2 separate regions of the Mus musculus genome follow, and region 2 is linked to region 1. Evidence: chromatin loops called from intact Hi-C (ENCODE). Cell type or tissue: heart. All regions are shown on one strand.

Region 1 (2,500 bases):
TTTAGCTCAGCTTTTGGTATAAAAACTACCCTTAGTTTGGAGTTTCTTCATTCTTGCAGTGAACTAAACAAAGTCCCTGCCTTTGGGAAGCTTACAGTCTGGTGTGAGCTCTGTTTTAATCCTTTGCAAAGCAGGTGCTAGTTACCTTCCCCTTCCATGTAAAATGGAGTCACTTGGGCACTCTGCAGTAAGTCCAGGATGCAGAACCTGGTTGGCTGCCTCCATAGCCCAAGGGGATTGAGTCTATAGTGCCCCATAAATCTGCCTCAGAGGAATGAGTGGTAGGGAACTGGGGTTTGGAGCCTGGCCAGCTGCCTTCCTCCCTCAGCAGAGGGGAGGGCTGGTTGCTGAAGACTCTGCTCTCTATCACCATCCAGTGTGTCTGGGGAGCCGGTCTCAAACCTCTCGTCACCTCCTCTCATAACACTCTGTTCCTAGGTTACTCAGAATGGGTGTCCTCACCTCTGCTGTGTAGCAAGGCATCTTAGGGTGGACAGTGAATAACTAGAGCCAGAAGCTAAAGTGGTTTTTAGAACATTTGGAGGATGGTGGGATAGGAGAGGGCCTCCCCTGCCAAGATCAGTGAGGCATCTGTCCAGAGACTTGATGTTGAAGAAGAACGTAATGTTGAGGGCTGGCAAGGTGGCAGCATATTAAGGCCCTTGTCACCGAGCCCAGTGACCTGAATTTGATCCCTGGGACCCACATGGTGGAAGGAGATAACCATTCCTGCAGGTTGTCCTCTGACCTCTCACCAAGTCACATGCCTTTCCCTCCTCTCCCACCATAATTAACTAAATAAGTATAATTTTTTTAAAAAAAGAGTTAACTGTGCTGGGATAAGTACCAGAGTAACTAGCTTATTGATACATCGCCAGCTTAAGATGCCTGGGTACCAGCACACAGACCACTGGCATTACCAATAACTTAGGTGACCCTTGCCCAACAGCTCCCTTCTCTCAAGATAACCACTGTTCTGGCTTCGGATACCATAGACTACTTTACCTACATTAGAATTTTATGATTGAATCATAATGAGGTGTGCGTTACTCTTCCTGTAACCCCAGTAGTTGACAACTAATGGATCTCTAAGACCTTGTCTCAAAAGACAGATGAGCTCAGCAGATACAGACACTGCCAAACCGGAGTTCAGTCCCTGGAACCTACATGGTAGAAAGCGAGGATTGACCCTGTAAGTTGTCGCCTGGCCTCTTGAATGTATGTGCTTTGATGTAACACTCACATGCACATAACCTAAATAAATAAAAATCACCAGGGAAGTACAATTGCTAGTCCTCAGTTCAACACATGCCCCATGCCCCGCCCCCCGCCCCACTTTAGGCTGCTCTCACTGTGTAGTCCAGGCTAGCCTCAGAGTAATGATTCTCTTTCTTTGTCCTCTTTAGTGCTGTGATTACTGGCATGTGCCAGGTACTGATCTGGGTGCCCGGGATATGTGAGTGAGCAAATGTATGAAAGTCCCGAGCTTCGTAGGCCACTGTGAGAGAAAAGTGGAGTAGGAAGTGAGACGGTGCTAACAAGGGAATACCATAGGAAACGGTGTCTTAGCTAGAAGCCAAGAAACAGCTAGGGTGCTGGACACGAGAGATGGCAGGGGATGTTCCTGCAGGTGAACAACATGGGTTCTAGGGTTTTAACTACATCCTATATGGCTGGGCCATAGGATTTAAGGCAGGGGAGCAATGGAGAGCTGTTTGGGAGTGTCTGAGCCCGATGATAGCAAGGTGATGTTAGGGAAAGGCAGGCCGGATGCTTGGGCACGGTCCTAGCCTCATGGAAGTCCTCCTGAGCTAAGGTGCTGACCTCGCCCATGCTGCCGCCCGCTTCCTGGCTTTCCTCACACCAAAGATGTGTCTTGCGTTGAGCCTTGCCTCTCACTTCATTGATTTGGGCAGAGGAACTGGCAGGAAAATGGTCAAAAGCTATCAGCCGAAATGACATTTATTTTATTTTTTATAATGTTTATTATTATTATTAATATTTATTTGTCTTGTATTCGTGTGCGTACATAGATGCATGAGTGGCGGTCAGAGAGCAACTTGCAAGAGTTAACTTCTCTCCTTCTGCCATGTGGCTTCCAGGGACCAAACTCAGTTAGTCAGGCTTGGTGGCAAGCACCTTTATCCACCGACTCGGCTTGCCAGCCCCTGAGTCCATTTTTTTGAGAGCTTACTGCATTCCAGAACCACACTTGTTACTTTATGTGATAAGCCCCTTTAATCCTCCAAGAGCCCCAGGGCAGGTGGAATGGGCCCCATTTAGCTAGACTACCTACATTGGTAATTTTGTACATTAGCTGGAAAACCTACATTAGTAATTTTGTGACTTGCCCAGTGTCATCTACTAGAAAGTTGTGAGATCCAGCCTTGAACCTCCCTAAGTATACAGTACTAACCACGTGGGAATCCATGTGGTTGAGGGAAAGCAAAGTCCTCTGGCCCCAGACAAGCTAGGGGAAGATTAGAAATAGTTAACTTCT
Region 2 (2,500 bases), 80 kb before region 1:
AGATAACCTGCGAGGGTAGCTAGTCTCTGACTACCATGTGTATCCTAGAGAATGAACTCAGGTTGTTATGGGTAGGGACAAGCACTTTTACACCCTAGGCCACCTTACCAGTCATAAATTCTTTTCTAAGAGGCATCTTGCTGTTACTAGTCAGCTGACTCGGGAGGGCCCGTTGGTCTTCTCAAATAGAAATCATAGTTAAAGGGAGGTAACTATTTTAGTATTGGTAGACCCGGTCCCTTGAGTGTCAAAAGCTTGTGGGCTGGCTGACAGACTCAGAACCGTATAGCTTTATGTCCCAAGAACTAAAAGCTAATGGCTCCAAGCTTTAGGGTCCACAGACCTATGGCTGTAGGGACTCACCCTAGAGGCTTTAATGTCTCTGGGCTTTGTCAATAGACCAGCTCTCAGTAGCAGCCAGTGTAACCTCAGACTCAGAAGCAGCAGCAGCAACAACAACAACAGAAGCAGCAGCAGCAGCAGCGAACATCACCTAGTGTTGGAGCTCTCAAACCTCAGCCATATCCCTTTACATCTTGCATGCTGCTATGGGTGTAAGGACCATCAACTCTCAAGGCTTAGCAGCTTCCAGGAACTCTTCCAGCGGTCAGGGCCTGCATCCCTCATCTTTGGCCTTGGATAACCTCTATTTCCAGGGTCCTGTATCATCTTGCCTGTCTCTGCATCTCTCTCTGGAACTCTGGATGCCCTCTTGCCATTGCTGTTGCTGCCACGGCTGCTTTGCTTGTCTTCTCACGCTACCAGCTCAGCCCACTGTACCTGTGATAGAAATCAAAAGTAAGCAAAGAAGTTTAGTCTCGGCACTCAGGAGACAGAGGTGAGGGAACCTCTGTGAGTTCAATGCCAATCTGGTCTACATAATTTCCAGACTAGCCAGGGCTACATAGAGAGAAACTATCTCAAAAAGGAAGGAGGTAAGAAAGGAAAGAAAGGAGGGAAGGGAAAAGAAAGAAAAGGCCATTCAGGAGATACCATTTGTTGACTCTTAATGTTATATCTCCGGAAAATAGCGAAAAAGGGTGTCTCCCAGCTCACCTTAAAAGTAAGCTGAAGGGGCTGGTGAGATGGCTCAGTGGGTAAGAGCACCCAACTGCTCTTCCGAAGGTCTGGAGTTCAAATCCCAGCAACCACATGGTGGCTCACAACCATCCATAATGAGATCTGACTCCCTCTTCTGGAGTGTCTGAAGACAGCTACAGTGTATTTACATATAAATTAATCTTTAAAAAAAAAAAGTAAGCTGAAAACTTTGGTTCTATAACCAAGTAGTAGGTGGGGGGGGGGGGCAAGAATGTCTGTACCAGTTATGGTGCAGCCCTTCATGCAAATGAAGGACTGTATTTGTGCCAATCACAGCATAGCCCTTCATGCAAATGAAGGACTGTATTTGTGCCAATCACAGCATAGCCCTTCATGCAAATAAAAGGAATGGTCTACAGCAATCGGTGACTTTCTGCTGGGCAGGGGTGAAGGTGGGAAATGGGGAAATGGAAGTGGGGGTTGGGGTGGGAGTTCTTTCCTCTTGTCTGAATGAGAGTTCAAGAACAGCCAAGATAATTTCAAGGTCACCAAAACTTATCTTATTATTGGTTGGTTGATTTTTCTGTAGATAGAGCTTATGTAGCCCAGGATGTTCTCAAAATCTATATGTAATGGAGGCTAACCTTGAATTCTTGGCCTTCCTGTGTATATCTCCTTCATTCCAGGATACAGAACCATGCCTGGCACCAACACACACACACCAGGAGTTGCTCTCTTTTGTAGAGCACTGCTTTCTAAGCCAGTGCTTAGAAACTATGTAGACCAGGCTGGCACTGAACTCACAGAGGTTCCCTGTCCAGAGTAGTCATGACTGGAGCACATGTTCAGCTGTGGGGGTAGTTAAGACCTTGGCCACAGCTGAACAGTCCTCAGAGTATCAATAAAGTAAATCCCCCAAAGCGACCAGGCTGTGACAAGGGCATTCCAGCCAAGGACCAAGGGAAGGGCTGCTTAGGTAACAGCTGACCGAGGCTGCCTGGCACGAGGGAAGGGCCTGTCAAAGAGCCAGCTCTTGGCAGCTTAGTCATTCCCAGAAAGCATTCAAAGATTGTTTATAATAAAGACTTAACAAAAGCTCAACACAGAACTAACAATTCTAACAGTCTTTAATGCTATTTGGTAGTGCTTAATAATGCTTAGTGGTGCTTAACTCCTGCCCCAGTACCCTAGATTGAGAGACTGTTCCCGAATCTGGCCTAGCACCATACGTCAGGTCCAGTTTCTTCCTGAAGTAGCCAGCTTACAAATTTCTCCTGGTGGGTCTCCTGGGAGTCATATCTTTGAGTTCTTTCTGCAATGAATGTTTGCATCCCTACAAAAGGTATCCACCGGGGATGGAATAAATTCGGTGACTTTTTGGAAACAGCCAGCCTTTGGGAGGTGATGATTTAGATGAGGTTATGAGTGGGAACATGATAGGATTTGGGACTTTTTGTTT

What was found. Hi-C counts contacts between places; a loop is a spot of excess contacts. Peaks named below come from ENCODE experiments on the same cell type or tissue, not always from the same donor. Only the 100,000 strongest peaks of a DNase experiment are listed, where the experiment ranks them.
Region 2: it touches region 1 in a loop (4-fold over the local background); 7 of 42 quality-filtered maps call a loop at or near these places.

Annotation. Positions count from the first base shown.
Region 1 is chr8:106,516,445-106,518,944 of GRCm38, forward strand. All of the region lies in intron 2 of Cdh3 (cadherin 3), which reads left to right. Among named protein-coding and RNA genes, the nearest start is that of Cdh3, 6.8 kb to the left of the region's middle. In heart, no CTCF peak of the experiment used is centred here; no DNase peak of the experiment used is centred here; H3K27ac peaks cover 2,327 bases.
Region 2 is chr8:106,435,956-106,438,455 of GRCm38, forward strand. It overlaps Gm51545 (a long non-coding RNA gene), which reads right to left. Exons shown (of 3, transcript XR_003947445.1): 3 at 1-780. Among named protein-coding and RNA genes, the nearest start is that of Zfp90, 22 kb to the left of the region's middle. In heart, no CTCF peak of the experiment used is centred here; no DNase peak of the experiment used is centred here.